Regions from separate parts of the Mus musculus genome. Here region 1 is linked to region 2. Evidence: chromatin contacts called from ENCODE POLR2A ChIA-PET data. All regions are on one chromosome and are shown on one strand. Each heading gives the region's core, a stretch centred on a gene start or an enhancer-like site at or near the end of the contact. The rest is flanking DNA. Distances are from core to core; before and after follow the strand shown. Region 1 holds the start of 2210408F21Rik (RIKEN cDNA 2210408F21 gene). Region 2 has its middle 25 kb from the start of Mir29b-1.

Evidence for each region. ChIA-PET counts read pairs that join two places held with the same protein, here RNA polymerase II (POLR2A).
Region 1: POLR2A ChIA-PET joins it to region 2 with 24 read pairs in Patski. The contact joins the promoter of 2210408F21Rik here to the enhancer-like site in region 2. POLR2A ChIA-PET finds 5 or more read pairs at or near these places in 2 of 5 experiments (Patski and embryonic stem cell).

Annotation. Positions count from the first base shown.
Region 1 is chr6:31,218,033-31,222,405 of GRCm38, forward strand. It overlaps 2210408F21Rik (RIKEN cDNA 2210408F21 gene), which reads left to right and starts at 2,319. Exons shown (of 6, transcript NR_040262.1): 1 at 2,319-2,487. It overlaps Lncpint (long non-protein coding RNA, Trp53 induced transcript), which reads right to left and starts at 442. Exons shown (of 4, transcript NR_110471.1): 1 at 42-442.
Region 2 is chr6:31,086,384-31,090,736 of GRCm38, forward strand. No RefSeq gene overlaps it. Among named protein-coding and RNA genes, the nearest start is that of Mir29b-1, 25 kb to the left of the region's middle. Within about 2 kb of position 2,269, at least 1 of the 3 ENCODE cell types and tissues checked has a DNase peak (open chromatin) inside an H3K27ac peak, as active enhancers do.

The sequences.
Region 1 (4,373 bases), core at 1,069-3,568, 130 kb after region 2:
AAGTCCTGCTGGACCCGTTTTCCCCACCCTAAAGAACTTACCTTGAGGCTGAACACTACACCGCTTTGCTCTCTTTTCTGGTTCCTTCCTCTGGAGTGAGGAGGAAAATGATGCGCACGTAGATTCCGAGAGCGTATTCTTCTAGAATTTTCCCATGATGGTTGGTGGGGAGCGATGGGGACTCTGAGACAGGTGCGGGGCTGCCGGCTAAAAGTTGCTCAGCGCACCACGGTGGGCGACAGGGTCCCCGGAGCGGGCGGAGGACCCCCACTCTCTGTCCCTGGCGTCGCCCACTTGTCACGCCAGGCTGCTGCGTGCGCTCGGCTGCAGAGGAGGTGGCGTAGTTTCTCTTTCTCCCACCTCTTCTCACTTGTTTTGTAGCCGTGGGCTCCCCTAATGCTTTCCTCTCCACAATGTTGTTTCATTATATCATGTCCATCATGTGACACCGGAGAGGCCTCTCTATGGAAACTTAAAGGGGCTCCCACGTGACTGCAGCAGCAACAACAGCAGCAGGACCGCCGGCGGCGGCGGCGGCAGCATTTGTACCACCACCCACCAGGAGCCCCTCGAAGCATCCCGAAGGGGCTTGTGGCGCTGCGAAAGCCCAGATAAGGGAGCCACTGCATCCGGGAGCTATGGCGTCGGTGCGTGCGTGGAGCCAGTGCTCATTACACAGCAAGCGGAACAGGAGCGTCCTTAAATCCTTTCCTGCAGTCACCAAGCCCACGCTCTGTTAAAATGACATTTCGTGGTTCCTACTTTATTTTCCCCCAAGAGCTGTGAGTTCCCTATCAGGCCTGATTAAATTTTACAAAGTCAAAAAGAAAAGCCAGATTTGCCCTCTCAGTGAGCTCACTCGCAGATCGTTGGTAGAACAGAAATGCCCAGAAAATAACAACCAGAACCGGGCATTTGGTCCATAATTACCATCACTACCAGTTTCGGAGCTTTCTGGAATTACATTCCTCCGGTAACTGTTGATGATGCTCTCAAGAGGCAAAATGCAAGGCAGTTTTTCTCTTCCGCGGCTATATTAGGGCTTTGTTGCTGACAACAGTAAAAACTTGTTTGTGTCAGGAAGTGAGGTATGAAGCCATGACCTGTAAGGTACAGACAAAACCAAAGTGGCAGTTTGGGCACTACTTTTCTGACCACATTCTTCCAAATGGTGACAAGATGACTGCCATAAAATGCGTGCTTGGTTGGAAATAAGATGATCAGGGAAACATGCTTATCCCTTAATCATACTGTGCATGCTACACACTAGAAATTATATATACATATATATGCGTGTGTGTGGACAGAGCGCAAACGTGCATTTTCCTGATATTCCAAACCACCAATTCTGTCCCCACTGCTAGCATTTAACTTAAGTATTAGCGTTTAAAGGCTTATTCGTGTCTAGTGATGTATGGAAACTAAGTTTGAAGTCCTTAGTCTTAATGACTTGCAATGTATGTGTGTGCAAGGTGTGTGGGGGGGGGGGTCTACTTCGAATCGCAATTCTCTGTCTCTACATTTTTATGTACCATGGAAAAACATCCTATAAGTAAAATCTATGATTAAATTGCTATTTTTCTGTTGGTTCACACTTTTCCGTCTTTATAAGGAAAACGGGGTTGGCAGAATTGTGGAAAAAGGATAAGAAAACACTAACTCAGTAACTGAGGAGTGGGATGGGAGAGGACCAACATTCCGGCCTGGCCTTGATTATCCGTCTCTCTCCATCACTTATGAATGCATTAGGTCTCCCTCTAATTCTAACACCCATCCTTATGGCCTTCTAACCTCAAGTCTAATTCTTTCATCCTTTTAACCCTCTTTTGCCTGGACCGCCCAGCTCAGGCTCTTTGCTTATGTACCCAGCTCAGGCCTTCCCAAATACTTAACCCCACCACCACCAGCAGCAGCAGCAGCAGGAAGAAGCAGCTGGTTCTCTTCTCAGCAACCTTACCCCCTTACCTCTCTTTGACCTCCTTTAATCTCCTCCACAGCCTGGCCCTTGACTTCACAGATTCCTCTTACCTTTCTTCACCTGAAATGGCCTGCCCTTTACTGGGGTCTCCTTTACCCCTCCTCTCTGGTCCCATCCCTTCTGCGGGCGAACCCCAGCATTCCTCCACGGCTCGGCCTGGTCAGCTTGAACCACATTTTGTCGGCTTGCCCTGGGCAAAGAGGGAGTTTATGGTGGAAAGTGGGTCCAAGACTACCCCTGGGTTAGACCCCTGCCTTGCCCCATCCGCTCCTCCCAAGCCCTGGTTGCGGCGCTTCCTGGGCGGATGGTTTGGACTTGCTGCTGCAGCTGCGGTTCTGCTGTGTCATGCAAGAAGGAGGCGGCGGCGGCGGCCGGAGCTGGAGGGGGAGGAGGGGAGGAACCTGATCCTCGGTAGCGAAGGGCTGGAGGCAAACACCGAGCTCCCCCTGAGCCGCCTGGGAGCAGGGAGGGTTCTGCTACCCTGAGGGGCCCTCCCCGCGGGGCAGAGGGTAAGTGGGGAGGCGCAGGTGGTCGCCTTGGGAAGGGAGCGCGCAGGGGGGTTAGGTGGGACGGCGGGACCGCTAGGAGCTACCCGAGCCCCAAGGAGTCAAGTGTCCGACTAATAGGAGCCCAGGCTATAGAAGAGTTGGTCTGCCAGTAGCAGCAAGAACTATTTGCCTAATGACAGTTGTCCTTAGCCACACGGTGGGTGGAGTTGTAGATCCCGAACTCAGGACCCATCTAAAGGCAATGATTCACGGTTGCAGGAACTTAATCCCAGCAGCCCTGGCGCTGTAGGACACCCTTGAAATGAAAAGGCCAACACACCCCAGGTTCCTCTAGCCTTTCTGGACTTTCTGGGTTGTCTTCTTCAAATCTAGGGGAAAGGCTGGGAAACTGGCCCAACCCCACTTTAGCCACAAAAATAACGCTCTTGGCCGGTGGCCCTAGACAAGCAGCCTCTGGTGCAATTAAACAATCAATAGGAAAAAGCCCACCCTCCTCCCTTCTTCACCAGCTCCTTCCACCAAGGTAATTCATGGGGCTTAAAGGAGAAAGAAAATGTGGTATATGTTGCCCTATCCAAGCTGTCAGTCAGTCTGCCACTACACAAATGGCCACCTGTACACTCCAGGGTTCACCCTGCCTTCAGAGGGATGCTTGTGAGAGACACAACAATACTGCTCCAGGTAGCAAGAGGAGACCACCTTAAACTCCCGACAATTTCACCTCCATTGCCCCTTCTCCCCCCTCCCCCGCCCCCCAGGGGAATTGGAAACCTAGACTTGAGAGCAATGAACTGTAGAGACAGGCTGGGCACATAGGAACACTGCTCTTTCACCTGCCCGCAGTTCTCAGGACAGCAATTATTGTTATTATTATTATTATTATTATTATTATTATTATTATCTTATGTTCCTTTCCATGTCCCTCCTGGAAATCTCAAGAAGCACTTTCTGGAACGTTTTAATGTCAGTCGTACATTTAGAAGTAGGGGTTGAGGGGATTAACGGAAAGGCTAATGACTGTCTCAAAAGCACATGCGGTTGCTAGGGAACTCATGCTCGTCCCTGCTCTCTAATCACCAGTGCGTTCCAGGGAAATCAAACTGCTCGGGGTGTTATTAAAATGAACGGCATTTGGTTGAAGGCTTCTTTGCTTATGTTGTAGCATCCTGGATTGTTATCGATTGCCTCACACCCACATACCTTGTTTTCCTAATTTGATTTCTGTATTTGCGTCACTGCCAGGGACACTCAGACTAGACCAGTCAGGTTCACTTCCTGTTTCTCAGAACTGGTTTATATTTGGTCTCTGTGCTCTAGCTGGTAAGACATTATCACGCTGATCCTCTTGGAAAGGAATCTTTGCTTTCCGTTGACAACAAATTATCCCAATTAAATGCTAATTCTCGTGGAAAACGTCATTGTAGGAGGGTTAAGGCACTACTGGGATACTTTATTAGCCATTTGAGAAAGCCATTCTTAACATGTAAAGCAAGAAAAACCCATCCCCCCTCCTGCCCCCCCCCAAAAGAAACTTCATTCCCCAGCTTTGGAACTAAAACAAACTCAAGAAGAGAAAATATTTAAATATGATGTTTCCAAAATGAAGCATACAGAAGTACACATTGAAGCTGGAGGAATCATTTGACTAAATAAGGCGTAGAATTGAATTCATTCCAGGCCCAGGAAGGACAAATAAGCGTGGGTTGGCATTGTGGCCCGGAGAGTACAAAGTGTGACTGAGAGGCTACTTTACAAATAGGAAATCCCATCACCTTGTGAACTAAATGTCTCCTTTACTGATTCCCCTATGTCCCTGATAAGGCAGCCTTGCTTTTTATATTTTTGCTTCGAGTTCCTTCCTCTTTATAACAAGAATATCACCAAGG
Region 2 (4,353 bases), core at 1,019-3,518:
ATCCTTAGCTCTCTACCCAAAGTCATACTCCTTTATAGATGCGCCTGGCTAATCGGACAGGGATTCTGGGCTCCACACGTGACCATCCTGAGGGTATCAACCACTCTCTATTACTTACTTAGTCGTGTGTTCTCCACCCTTGTGTCTTTTCCTCTGGCTCTGTATTTCCACCCAGCAGCCACATGGAGTGACTTCTGGCCTGGCTGTTTCCTGCTTTTAACAGCAGTTCTTTGGGAAGTCTAACTGCCCAGAAGGGTAAGCCCCCCCCCCCCCAACCCCCTGAGAGTGCAACCCAGCCTCCTATACCTGCTGCATCTGGAGAGGGGTCTCCATTTCTGTGGATGCCTCCATGTGCAAGCAAAAGTGTAATGACGTGGTTAAAGGATTCGTGGCTTCTATCAGCATCTTGGGGTGGGGGGTGGGGAGGGAGGGCTAGAATCTAGAACAGATTGATAACTCTAACTCTGCAGCGTTAGGACATAACAGTATACTAAACAGACATGACCCAATAGACTGTACCCTCTACTCAGCCCCTTGGTGGGAGAGTAAGAACGCCCACAGCCGTCACCTAACAAGCATCCCTTACACTAATTAAGGATATGATCTGGACATGGGATCAGGAGGAGGCAGTCAGCACAGCTAACCCAGAGAGTAGCATACACATCTTCAGGGCTATCTTCTCTAAGTCTGCTCTTACACGGGACCAAAGCACTTTCTTTGTTCTCTTCTGAGGTTTATTTACTAGCACTGGTGAGAAAGAAAAGCACCAGGAATCACAAGTCTCTGCACACAGACATGTCACTTCCTCAAATGTGCATCTTACGGATCTACCTCACGTTTCGCTTTAAATAATAAAACTACAACTTCATTTTTATGTATATGCTATAAAAACAAACAAAAAAATCTTAATTCTTAGCTCCCATGGTTATCTGTAGGTCATGTGTGCTTCTGTAGTCAGGATCACACACAGAGTCCTCTTCATAGTAAATGTGAAATGTGTTACACACACGACAACCAGCAAAGATAGTTCTTTGAAGCTCTTCCTTTGATGAAATGCCATTTATAAGTTTTTAAGCAAGAATCAGTGAGCTTCAAAAAAAATACTCACGGTTGAACGGTCACCCAAGGATCCCCAAGTGCAGGCTGGGCTTGTCCTGGAAGCAGAGGACTGAATTCCACAGGAGAGCCAAGAGCGGGCCAGCAGAAAGCATGAATGCTAGCAGCACCTTCCTCCAGCCCATCACAATCCCAGGCTGAGACCCTGCAGTCCTGAACAGCGACAATAAAACCACATTAGGTTGTTTTCCCAATTCCTACGAAATGAGTCAGTAGGTCAAACAACTGATCCACTTGAGAGAACAATCCCTGCAGCTACACTCCCCGCTTCCAGTAACTGGGCTCATTCTCTCTGCCCTGCACAAAGTGCTCCCACTAACCCAGGAGCCCATGGGGCCTGGCAGACCCAGAGTGGGTACTGTCAGATAGTCAGTCTCTGCTGGGGTTAGCATCCTCCTTGGACAGAGGCTACTGCTAGTAGTGCCATACAGCTTCCTCAGAGTTACAGAAAAACTTCTCTGTTAAGACCCTAAGTCATTTATCTCCTTCACACCAAAGAAGGGTCTTAGTGCTTAAAACAGAAACCCAATAGTTACCCCTCTGAAAGCTCCCCCTAAAACAAATAAAACCACTTCCTTCTGCAAAAATACCTTCTCCTCCTCAAAAGATCTCCATATTCAGAAGACAGAGTGGTAATTCAATCATCCACACTGTTCAAACACACCCCAGGGTCCTCCTGCTGCTCGGCAGAACCATCCACTGGGCTTCAGGAAGCAGAAGTGTGTAAGAGCTGCCAGCAGTCTTTTAAATCCACGGCTCAAGTTGCTGAACACCTTGGGAAACTACCACCTACTCACCCAGAGGAGAGCTGATTCAAATAGTAACCTTCTGCATTGGAAACCACCAGCTACTACTGCTGAGAGGTCCGTAATTCCAAGAACTCATCCAAACAGGCAGATCTAAGGACACACAGCTCGACACACAGGGCTAGGTCAGCTGTGACAGCTCTTCAGTGGGAGACTTTTGCTTTCTGAATCCACAGGGCTTACTTACTTTCTTTTCTTTTTAAAGACAAGGTCTCATTTTCATCTTGAGAAAATGTCTGATCAAGCCACCAACTGAAAACCTGCCATTATAAACGAGAGATTTCACAATGCTCATTCCAAAATCTGCGGCTATTCATTTCTGGAAGTGACTCACTGAGAAAGGACGGCTGTTGGGGGTGGGAGGGAGAGATCATTTTTAGGAGACCGCCTGCACTCTGAGAACTGAGCAGAAACCCCACGGTGGCTACCACGTGTGTGGAGCGACCCCAGCTCAGCTCTGAGTCACACCCCCCCCCCCAATCCAGATGACACGCCATGACCAGTCTCCTCGTGAAAGCCACGGTGGACAAAAAGCCCTTTGGGCTGTGCACCCACCCTCATGGCTGCCTCTCGGGGCTATTTTCACATAAATCAGGAGGGAGGCAGCAGCATTTGCCACCTGTCAGGACTGACTCCGCGGCTGGTGAGTAACCAGCCACCGAGTCCCACTTCCTGTGACTATTTCCAAAAGACCCCATGCTATTTCCTTCAGGAAAATACGAAGTGCAAAGCAGAGCTACGGGAAGGAGAGACAGCCCCAAGAGCAAAGCTAAAAGCCTGCAATGTGATCGCTGTTTACCCAGCCACGCCTAGTTTTAATTTGGTTTCCCAACCCCTGTGTAATTAAGACTGCCAAAGAGAATAGCATTTGGGGTGGGGGTGGAGGGTGAGATCCACAAATGCTTAGACCTTCTGAGTGCGTGACCAGAAAAGCAATTGTAAGACTCAAGAGAACCCATCTGAAGCTGACTGGAGCATTAACCCTTGCAGGAGAGAGAAAGTTGGTTTTGTTTATTCCCAAATTTCAAACATGAAATCCTCTTTCCTCCCAGATGGCATTAAACAGAGTCTACTGCCACTCCCTAGGTTCGTAGAAGGAACCATTTTCAGAGCCGTTTATGGGACAGTCACGTTAACAGCAGCGCACACGTCATCCAACACTAAGGTGTCCTTTGAAGCTGCCATTGAAGTATGGTGTTTGGTGTTTTGCCAAACCTATTAGTTTATGCCAGGAAGAAGGGTATAGGAGCTCCTGACGGCAGGCTGCTCAGATGCATGGGGAAGGTAGAGTATCAGTCGTGGCAGGGTTTCTTTCTGAGGACACCATGCATGCTGGAGAAAGGCAGCCTTTTCCTAAGAGCTCGCCCTTGCCTTACATGGTCCAGCTGAGAATGAGCCTTCATTCTGGGTGAGGGGAGGGTGGGGGGAACCGGTGGGGGGAGGGTGTGTGTCAATGCCAGAGGAGGGTACACAAGCCTCTGCAATCGACAACTTCGGAGTAGAGACAGAGCAAGTCCTTCCTGGTTTTGTTTCAGCGCCTTTGGATGTTTTGGCCTGACTCTCTTCTTTCTTGTTTTTGGATACTAAGAAGGGACATGCTGTTTTGAACATTTTTACAAATGGTCATGTTGTTGATGTTGCTGCTGCTTGCCTTTGGCAGCACTGGGGACTGGACTCAGGGCTTCACACAGGTTAGGCAAGTCGCTCTCTATGGGGCTATATCCACAGGCCATCAGACTGATACTGGGAACCATTTGCATAATGTGAACATATTTCACCAGTTATAACTGGAGATGAGAATACACACTCACCCTGCTGCCCTCACCTTTGAGACCTTATGGTTGTCCTCAGTGAGAGAGCATGAGTCTACAAGTCCTGCTGCTGCTATGCTGGTGGGAGGAAGGACGTTGACTGGTATTCTGAGCACTGCTCAAATGCTTGGATAGCTCATTTCCCATCTTGCCAACAGGAAGCCTCCCTCCCCTAGTGTCACACACATACCAGGTTCAAATCTCAAGGGTGGTGCGTGTGGCTAGTCCCGTCCTCTCTGACTGCCGACGGAACAGTCCTGGGAGGTCAGTCCTGAAGTATTGGATAGGGGGGAAGGGAACATAAAGCCAAACTAGAAGGCCATGAAGCAGAAGCTAAGGAGGGGCACAGGGGACACATGCCAAGCAGATGGTGGCTTTGGAGGTCACTGCTGTCCTTGAGAGATGTGCTCACTTGGGTGGGTGCCCTATGGCTGGACACTCCAAATGTGACTGGATCCCGAGGCTGCTTCACATCTTCCTGCCACTTGCATTGTTGTGGATACCATACAAGTGTACAGAGTCCACCCTCTTCAAACAAAATAAAACCCTGACACAAAAGTGCTCCGTCTGCGTAACATTTACTCAAAGTTCTCCTTCAAACAACGGAAACAAGTGAACCC